Linked DNA regions of Homo sapiens: region 2 is linked to region 1. Evidence: read pairs that join two places in POLR2A ChIA-PET (ENCODE). Cell type or tissue: endothelial cell of umbilical vein. All regions are shown on one strand.

The links. Peaks named below come from ENCODE experiments on the same cell type or tissue, not always from the same donor. Only the 100,000 strongest peaks of a DNase experiment are listed, where the experiment ranks them.
Region 2: POLR2A ChIA-PET joins it to region 1 with 8 read pairs; 4 of 35 experiments call an interaction of 5 or more read pairs at or near these places.

Annotation. Positions count from the first base shown.
Region 1 is chr7:75,965,580-75,970,579 of GRCh38, reverse strand. All of the region lies in intron 2 of POR (cytochrome p450 oxidoreductase), which reads right to left. Among named protein-coding and RNA genes, the nearest start is that of SNORA14A, 24 kb to the right of the region's middle. RefSeq lists an enhancer at 2,982-3,861. In endothelial cell of umbilical vein, no CTCF peak of the experiment used is centred here; a DNase peak (open chromatin) is centred at 2,909.
Region 2 is chr7:75,785,884-75,790,883 of GRCh38, reverse strand. It overlaps a transcript of CCL26 not described here. Among named protein-coding and RNA genes, the nearest start is that of CCL26, 16 kb to the right of the region's middle. RefSeq lists enhancers at 1,622-2,480, 2,481-3,340. In endothelial cell of umbilical vein, no CTCF peak of the experiment used is centred here; no DNase peak of the experiment used is centred here.

The DNA.
Region 1 (5,000 bases):
AGGCCAGTTTGAGACCAGCCTGGGTAAAACAGCAATACTCTACCTCTAAAAAAAAAAATTTTTTTTAATTAGCCCGGTGTGGTGGTCTGTGCCTGTGGTCCCAGCTACTCAGGAGGCTGAGGTGGGAGGATCCCTTGAACCTGGGTGTTTGAAGCTGCAGTGGGCGATGATCTCACCACTGTGCGATCACATGACCGTGCGGTGCGATCATAGCTCACTGCAGCTTCAAACACCCGGGTTCCAGCCCGGGAGACAGAGGGAGACCCTGTAAATCAACCAACCAACCGATATAAATAAACAGAAGTGGTACATGTGGGGCCCGACTGATTGATTTTGAAGCCTCCAACAATAAGGATAATTAGAATAGCTACACCCTGAGTAAGGGGACCCCAGCAGAGCAGATATTTTAAACAAGAGAAAAGTGGCCGATTCTGAACACCCCTCCCGCAGTGGCCCGGCCCCATTTCCCACCTCTCTGGGCTACGCTAAGCTACTCACATTTCCACGCGGCTCCCTGGGCCTACAAGGCCCTTCCTGTGACCCCTTCCCACCTTCTACTCATCCTTTACCACAGAACTTAACTTTCCTCTCCCAGAGGCCGTCCCTGCCCCTCACGCAGCAACGCTACTGTCGCCGTCTTCGCTGTGGCACACACACTGGTCGGCCAAGGCACTTTACTCTGCACATTCCTGTGGCTTAACTGGAAGCCTGGGTTGAATAACCTTGGGGGCTGTCTGTGTATCCCTGCCATGAGCGCGACGCCTAGCACACGGCACAGGACGCCGTGTCTCCTCCTAGGGTGGCCAGCCCTGAGTTCTCTGTCCAGCACGAGGCTGGCAGGGGCGGACTAAGAGGCTGTTGAGGGCACTTCTCACTCCCTAGCCACCTCTGAGGTCTGACCTGGCATCAGCTGAAAAGCCAACCCCTATCTCTACTCAAAGGACAGATGCTTCCAGGGAAGTTCCATCTCCAACAAAGTGGATCTGAAGATTTGCTGAAGAAAAGGACAAGAGCAAACTCCAGTGCCCCGTGAGTGCCTGGCGGGTAACACAGGCCAGCCAGGTGGGGGCACGGGAGGCACTGCGCCAGGCACCGAGGGCATGAGACTAGAACGAGACAACCTGTGACTTCACAGGCCCAATCCTCCAGCCAGGGGAAGACAGCCTCCGAGGAGGATCCCAGCAAGATGGGAAGAGCCACGTGGCAGGGCGGACCTGGCTTTAAATCCTGGCTCTGACACTAGACAGGCACGGGACTGCACAGGCCCCGCCCCTCTCGTGCCCACACTATTATTAAAGAGCTGCATCTGGTTATTGCAGCCTCCCCAGTGCCTGACTGGGGAACTTGGTTAACACCCAGTAGAAAAAAGGGCATTCCCTGGAAGGCGGTCAGCCTGTGATTTCAAAGACATCCATGGCACAAGGTGGCATGTGCTAAGACCACATAGATGGATGGCACAGTTCACGCCACAGGGACGGATGGGACAGGACAGGTTCACGCCACAGGGCTTCAAAGGGAGCAGACGCTTATGGCTGAAGAAACCGGGAAAGGCCTCTTGGACGAGCTGGGCTGTCTTCTCAGGAATAGAAAACGGCCCCCTGGAGAGACAGCCCCACGGGAAGCGGGGTGCCAAGGGATGGCAACTTCCAAGCTCGGCTCCCATCCCAGAAGCCCGGCAAGTGGCGGGGGAGGAGGGCTTCCATGTGACCTCCTGACGCAGTTGGACAAAGCAGAATGCCAGGCTGGCTGGCCCTGGGAGTGGACAGGGGAGCCTCTGGGCTGGAACGTCAGAGTGGACAAGGTGTGCCAGCCTGCTCTGCCCCAAGGCTAGGGTTCACCCAGGAAGTGTGAGTGGTCCAGGGGGGAAAAGGGAACCCAAGGAGCTGGAGGCGGACCTGTGCCTCTAGGTCACCGGCGCAACACAGAACAATTCCTTCAAGTTCCTGCTGGTTAAACCCATCCTGCCGGGGAGGGTGCCAGGAAACTCCCTTCCCAACCCAAGGCCCTGCTGGGGGCTCCAAGAAGCAAAGTTCACGGGCTTAGCCCGAGAGGGCCCACACTGGACTGCTCTGAATGGGCTCCATTCCATCGGAGGACCTCAGACCTGGATTTGCATGGGGGACCTGATTATTTATAGGCAGAGAAGAGGGTGCATGAGGCCTTCCTGGTCTCCAGTCCAAATTCCTTCCTTTGGAAGCAGGGAAATGCAGCGTGCAAGTCCTGGACCAGAGGGGCCACCAGTGCCTAGGCCTGGCTGAGTCCCTCGCCAGAGACAGGGGCAGCAACCCTGGGAATGGCTGACCTTGCTGTTAACTCCAGGCAGCCGCATCTTCAGGCCTCCAGCAGGTCCCCGCCAGGAGGAAGTCTCCCACACTCGAGTGAGGGTGCAGGCGTCCCCTGGCCAAGGGGCATGAGGGCAGTCTGCCGCCAGGGACAGTGTCAGGAACTGACCTTCTCAGAGCGGGCTCCTCAGGTGGAGACGAGTACGTGCACCCCATGGCTTCTCACTCTCAGCTCCAGGACTTAAGGAAAAAGGAGGGTCACAGCTCTCTCCTGGACACCAGCAGGGGCCAGCAGATGGAAAGTTCGGCCCTGTGCATCCCCTGTTCCGTACTGGTGAGGAAGTTGCCTGGGCCCGTGGCCTCAAAGTGCTCCTGGACACCCCAAAGTCCTCTCGGAATTTCCCTGAGCTCCTGCCTGCGTCTGCCCCCATGAGCCCAAGAACTCTGCAACATCTGGAGCCCCAGCAGGCAGGACTCAGGATTCCAGAGTGAAGCCTCCCATGAGTCCCTGCACCGGGCACACACCCCTCCTCCCTCTGTATGGACCGAGGGAAGGAGAAAACCTTTCCAACCCCGACTCGGGTCTCCTTGGTAACTGTTTATATCAGAGCCCTTCTCCCCACGCCCTCCCCGTTTCCCATTAAAAAAAAAAAGGAAGTCATGTCTGCGGAACAAAGCTCTTCTAGGCTCTAGAAGACAGCCTGCAGGTTGCTATGGCAGGGCTGCACTCCATAAAGGAAGCCACACTGATCCCACTGCCAGGGCGCCACACAATCACATTAAATTAAGTCTGGTCCCTGTCTTCCCCCACACAAAAGAATTGCGGGCAAACAGAGCTTAAGACACTGGGTCCATGTCAGCGGGAAGCATCCTGTGTGCCATGAAAGACACACCTTCCCCTCCCATCAGGGCAGTTGGGGAAATGCCTGGCAAGGTGGGCTCCGTTTGCAGTGGTGATGTTCTGTCTTGGGGAGCACCCTTCTGAGGTTCCCGAGTGCAAACAGCCCATCCGAAAGCCCAAGGCTCGGCGGAGTGCAGTGGCTCACACCAGTACAGCACTTTGGGAGGCCGAGGTGGGTGGACGCCATAGCTCAGGAGTTTGAGGCCAGCCTGGGCAACATGGCGAAACAGCCTGTCTCTACCAAAAATACAAAAATTAGCCGGGTGTAGAGGTGTGCGTCTGTGATCCCAGCTACTTGGGAGGCTGAGGTAGGAGGATCACTTGAGCCTGAAGGCTGAGGTGAAGGTTGCAGTGAGCCAAGATTGTGCCACTGCACTCCAACCTGGTTGACAGAGTGAGACCCTGTCTCAAGAAAAAACAAACAAAACCAGAAAGCCCAAGGCTCCAGCCGTACAGAGGTGGCAGCTGTCCCAGGCCTGGAGCACACAGACCACGTGGCTCCAGAACGGAGCATGAAAGGTTCCAATTAAGGCTCTCCACGCCTAAATTGGGAGCAGGAGTCTTTCTGGGTTCAGGATCAGAAGTCAGCTGTAGTCCACTGCGTGGGGAAGATGAGGGAGGGCGGGAAAAGCACTGAGTCACTTGGACCGAGATGAACCGAGATGTGCGGTTCATTTTGTTCCCGTCACAGGCGACGCTGAGGAACATTTCTGGAAACTGCAAATCCGGTTGGATTTTCTGCAGCGGACTCGATTTCTCCTGAGACTGTCCCCTGCCCTTAGCAACACATGGGGAAGCTGCTTTGGACCAGCTCCCTTTCAGAACCTAGCGTCTACTGCCAAGTTCTCCAGGCTCCAGGGTCATGGGTGCCCACGGCGAGAGAAGGGGTGGCGGCTGAGGCACAGAGGCACGATGGCAGCAGAGCTGGGGGCAGCCTGCTCTGGCAGGACGGAGAGTGGGCTCTGCTAGGCGGACCCAGATTTCTTGACCTTCAGAGCCTTGTGGCATGGGGCTAATGGTTGGAAACGCCAGTCTTTGGTGAAAACAGAAAGTGGTTTGCTGGAGCTCAGACAGAAGCCAGCAGCTGTCTCTGCGGACAGGGACTCTGATGAACACGTGGGGAGGGCAGCTGCTGGAGACAGCTGGCTACAGGCAGGGGGAGGTGAAAGCAGGTGTGAGTGGCCACAGGTCAGAGACAAAACAGGCGAAGGGAATGACTTCTTACTGAGTGCCTACTGCATGCTGGCTAGCATTCAAGAAGCTTTCTATTTTATTTTGTTTAATCCTCACCACCCTGTGCAGTGCGCAAGGGTTTCTATCCACCTTGACAAGGCAGTGAGGCTCAGGGTGGGTGAAGCGGTAATTCAACTCCAGGCCTGTGAAAGCTCCAGGGCCCAGTGGCCCAGCACCCGGGGTTCCTGTCTGCTCCCCAAGCAAGGTGCACCTCCCCCGGCTTTACCCTGTCTGCAGTGCGCCCCGGGCACGTTCAGGCAGCACATCTCACAGCCCTTCCCAAGGATCCTGGGGCCGTGTCCTCAGGATGCTCTAAGGCTCTGGTGGGCTGCCGCTCCCTCATTCCCCCCGACCATGTCCTCCAGCACGTGTTCACATCAGGACTCCGTGAGCAAGTCTGTGAAGCTCAGAAAGCCTGCTGTGCTGTTCCACACACGCAAAAGCCTTGATGCTCTTCTGACGACCTCAGCAGTGACCCTGAGCCAGGGGGTGGCCAGGACTAGGGCTAATTTTCCGGAGACAGAGAAGAGAAACTCAGGGTTATTCAGCCCATCGGTGACAGAAAGAAAAGGCCATACCCTCAG
Region 2 (5,000 bases), 180 kb after region 1:
CAAACTCCACCTTCCAAACTCAAGCTATTCTCCTGCCTCAGCCTCCCGAGTAGCTGAGACTACAGGCACTCACTATCACACCTGGCTAATTTTTGTATTTTTAATAGAGACGGGATTTCACCACATTGGCCAGGTTGGTCTTGAACTCCTGACCTCCAGTGATCTGCCTGCCTCGGCCTCCCACAGTGCTGGGATTACTGGTGTGAGCCACCATGTCCAGCCTCAAATGTTTTATAAACAGGGTATAATCACTTACCCATACAGGAGGAAAGCTGATAAATAAAACTATATTAAAATCCATTAGAAGACATCCATAAGAGGCCAGGCACAGCAGCTCCTGCCTGTAATCCTAGCACTTTGGGAGGCTGAGGTGGGAGGATCACTTAAGTCCAGGAGATTGAGGCCAGGAATTCAAGACCAGCCTGGGCAACACAGCAAGACCCCATCTCTACAATTTTTTTTTTAAGTTAGCAGAACATGGTGGTGCATGCCTGTAGTTCCAGCTACTCAGAAGGCTGAGGTGGGAGGACTGCTTGAGCCCAGGATCTTGAGGTTGCAGGGAGCTATGATTGCACCACTGCAAAGAAAAGAAAAAGAAAAGAAAGAGAGAGAAAGAGGTATGGAGGGAGGGAGGGAGGGAGGATGGAAGGAAGGAAGGAAGGAAGAAAGAAAGAAAGAAAGAAAGAAAGAAAGAAAGAAAGAAAGGAAGGAAGGAAGGAAGGAAGGGAGAGAGACAGAAAGAGAGAGAGAGAAAGAAAGAAAGAAAAAGAAAGAGAAAAGGAGGGAGAGAGCTGGGGAAGAAGGAAGAAAAGAAGGGAAAGAAAGAAAGAGAGGTAGGGAGGAATGGAGGGAAGGAAGGAAGGAAGGGAGGGAGGGAGGGAGGGAGAACCGTAAGACGTAGAAAGGCAATCTGTGGGATGGGAGATTATTTCTGCAATACATCTGTACTGGGTTGAATAATATACCCCAAGAATTCATTGTCCACCCAGAACCTCAGAAATGTGAGTTATTTGGGAATGGCTGTTTGTAAATGTCCTTACGTAAGCCAAGAGGAGGTCTTGACTTGGGGTCCCAGGGGTACCGCAGATCCCAGGGACTGGAGCAGCACTAGCAAGCTCTGGAGGATGAGCCAGGAGTCTGGAATTGAGGCTGAGCCAAAGACCCCAGGTAAGGGTCAGGGACTTTGTTTCTGGGAACCTGCCAGGTTGGGGTTTGGAAGGAAGTAATGGGCCTTGTTTGGTGGTGGGGAGGGGGGCAAAGTGTGGGGGTTTCTCATTGCAGAAGAGAATTTTCAGAGGATAGACTCCATTGCCAAAGGCAGGGAAAGGCAGAAGTATGGAAAACAGCTGGGGTCTGACATGCTGTAGGCAGCCAGCACTTTCTCTTGAAATGAGAAACATTCTGGCAAAAAAAAAAAAAAAAGAGAAAAAGAGAAATGGATGTTCCCAGAAGAGTGGCAAAGAGAGAGAGAGAGAGAAATATTCTCATCTCAAGGAAGGAGGGAGAGAACGTAGGGAGGCCATGGCTCCCATATTACATTTCCTTAACTGCAGAATTATTTGTTTTGTTTATTCGCCATATCATTTCATTCCTCTTTACTAATTTATTGAAATATAATATACATATAGAAAAGTACGCAGGCCAGGCACGGTGGCTGGCACCTATAATCCCAGCACTTTGGGAGGCTGAGGCAGGAGGATCACTTGAGGCCAGGAGTTTGAGACCAGCCTGGGCAACACAGAGAGACCCCCCCGCCCGCCACATCTCTACAAAAAAAAAAAAAAAAATCAAAAAATGAACTGGGCACGGTGGTGCGCACCTGTAGTCCTGGCTACTCGGGTGGCTAAGGAGGGAGAATCCCTTGAGCCTTGGAAAGTTGAGGCTGCAGTGAGCTATGACAGCATCACTGCACTCCAGCCTGGGTGACAGAGTGAGATCCTATCTTAAAAAACAAGAAAAAGAGAAAAGAAAGGTATGCAAACTCTAAGAGTACAACTCAAAGAATTTCCACAAGGGTTAAAAGGTGAACCAGCACCCAGATAAAGGAACAGAGCATACCAGCCCCCAGAACGCCCCCTTGAAACCGCTTTAAGTCAGTTGCCCCAAAGGGTGACCACTCTTCTGACTCCCATCTTTTTTTTTCTTCTTTTTTTTTTTTTGGACGGAGTCTTGCTCTGTCGCCCAGACTAGAGTGCAGTGGTGTGATCTTGGCTCACTGCAATCTCCACCTCCCGAGTTCAAGGGATTCTCCTGAGTAGCTGGGATTACAGACGCACACCACCACACCTGGCTAATGTTAGTACTTTTAGTAGAGATGGGTTTCACTCGCGTCCATGTGAAGAGACCACCAAACAGGCTTTGTGTGAGCAATAAAGCTTTTTAGTCACCTGGGTGCAGGCGGGCTGAGTCCAAAAAGAGAGTCAGCCAAGGGAGATAGGGGTGGGGCCGTTTTATAGGATTTGGGTAGGTAATGGAAAATTACAGTCAAAAGGGGTTGTTCTCTGGCGGGCAGGGGTGAGGGACACAAGGTGCTCAGTGGGGGAGCTTTTGAGCCAGGATGAGCCAGGAGAAGGAATTTCACAAGGTAATGTCATCAATTAAGGCAAGAACAGGCCATTTTCACTTCTTTTGTGATTCTTCAGTTACTTCAGGCCATCTGGATGTATACGTGCAGGTCACTGGGGGATACGACGGCTTAGCTTGGGCTCAGAGGCCTGACATTCCTGTCTTCTTATATTAATAAGAAAAATAAAACGAAATAGTGGTAAAGTATTGGGGCGGCGAAAATTTTTGGGGGTGGTATGGAGAGATAATGGGCGATATTTCTCAGGGCTGCTTCGAGAAGGATTAGGGGCGGCATGGGAACCTAGAGTGGGAGAGATTAAGTTGAAGGAAGATTTTTGTGGTAAGGGGCGATATTGTGGGGTTGTTAAAAAGAGCATTTGTCATATAAAACGATTGGTGAAGGCCCGGATGCCGTTCTGTATGAATTGAGAAACTAAACGAAAGACACAAGTTCCGAATAAGAGAAGGAGAAAAACAGGTATTAAAGGACTAAGAATTGGGAGGACCCAGGACATCCAATTAGAGAGTGTCCAAGGGGGTTTAGTGTAATTACTTGTTTGGTTGGTGAGTTTTTGGGCTCTGTTTTTGACAGAGTCCTTTTATTTTTTTTTTTAAGTTGAGAGGCTGAGCTTGGGGGGTGTGTCTTTTTTTTTTTTTTTTTTTTTTTGCTTTTGGAGACGGAGTCTCACTCTGTCGCCCAGGCTGGAGTGCAGTGGTGTGATCCCGGCTCACTGCAAGCTCCACATCCCAGGTTCACACCATCCTCCTGCCTCAGCCTCCCGAGTAGCTGGGACTACAGGTGCCTGCCACCACGCTTGGCTAATTTTTTTGTATTTTTAGTACAGACGGGGTTTCACCATGTTAGCCAGGATGATCTTGATCTTCTGACCTTGTGATCTGCCCGCCTCAGCCTCCCAAAGTTCTGGGATTACAGGCGTGAGCCACTGTGCCCGGCTGGTGAGGTGTGTCTTTAAAAAACCATTAGTCCGTTTTACCTTTCCTGAAGATTGAGGATGGTAAGGGGTACGAAGTTTCCACTGAATACCAAGAGCCTGAGAAACTGCTTGGGTGATTTGACTAATAAAGGCCAGTCCATTATCGGACTGTATAGAGGTGGGAAGGCCAAACCGAGGAATTACGTCTGACAGAAGGGAAGAAATGACTGCAGTGACCTTCTCAGACCCTGTGGGAAAGGCCTCTACCCATCCAGTGAAAGTGTCTACCCAGACCAAGAGGTATTTTAGTTTCCTGACTCAGGGTGAGTAAAGTCAATTTGCCAGTCCTGGGCGGGGGCAAATCCCCCAGCTTGATGTGCAGGAAAGGGATGGGGCCTGAACAATCCCTGAGGAGTAGTAGAATAGCAGATGGAACCCTGATAAATGATTTCCTTGAGGATAGATTTCCATGATGGAAAGGAAATGAGAGTTTCTAAGAGGCGGGCTAGCAGCTTGTAACCTACATGGAAGAGGTTATGAAATGACAGAATAGAATGGGCCTGTGAGGCTGGAAGGAGATATTTTCCTTGGTTTAAGAACCATTTGTCTTGTGTGGGAAAAGATTGATAGGTGGAAGTTTCAGTGGGAGAGTAGGTGGGAGTGACCGATGAGAAGAAGAAAAACTGGCCATTGGAACGTTAGCTGCTTCTTTAAAAGCTACCTTATCAGCATAAGCGTTGCCCTGAGCTACGGGATCTGATGCCTTTTGATGGCCCTGCTTTGACTCCAGCTTTCTTTGGAAGTAAAGCGGCCTTGAGAAGAGTTTTTATTAAAGAGGCATTAATGATGGAGGACCCTTACGAGGGAGGAAACCTTTCAGCCCATAAAACAGTATGGTGGCGCAGGATATGGGGTCAGTATAAATATTGACGCGTAGTCCCTTTGCAAGAGTGAGGGCCCGAGTTAAGGCAATGAGTTTGACTTGCTGAGAGGTAGTGGAGGGAGGCAGAGCGGTAGCCTCAATGATAGATGTGGAAGATACTATAGCATAGCCTGCCTTTTTTGGTGAGTGGCGATCAGGCCTGGTGGAACTGCCATCAATAAACCAAATGTGATCAGGGTGAGGAACAGGAAAGAAGGAAATATGCGGAAATGGGGTGAATGTCAGCTGGATCAGAGAGATACAGTCATGGGAGTCAGGTGTTGTATCTGGAATAATGTGGGAGGCCGGATTGAAGTCTGGGCCAGGAACAATGGTAATTGTGGGAGACTCAACAGAGACTGAGTATAGCTGAAGGAGCCAGGGAGCAGAAAGTATATGTGTCAGGTGTGAGGAAGACAATAGATTTTGGAAGTTATGAGAACTGTAGAGAGTGAGTTGAGCATAGTTTGCGATTTTGAGGGCCTCTAAAAGTATTAGGGTGGCAGCAGCCGCTGCATGGAGACATGATGGCTGGCCTAAAACAGCAAGGTCAAGTTGTTTGGACAAAAAGGCTACAG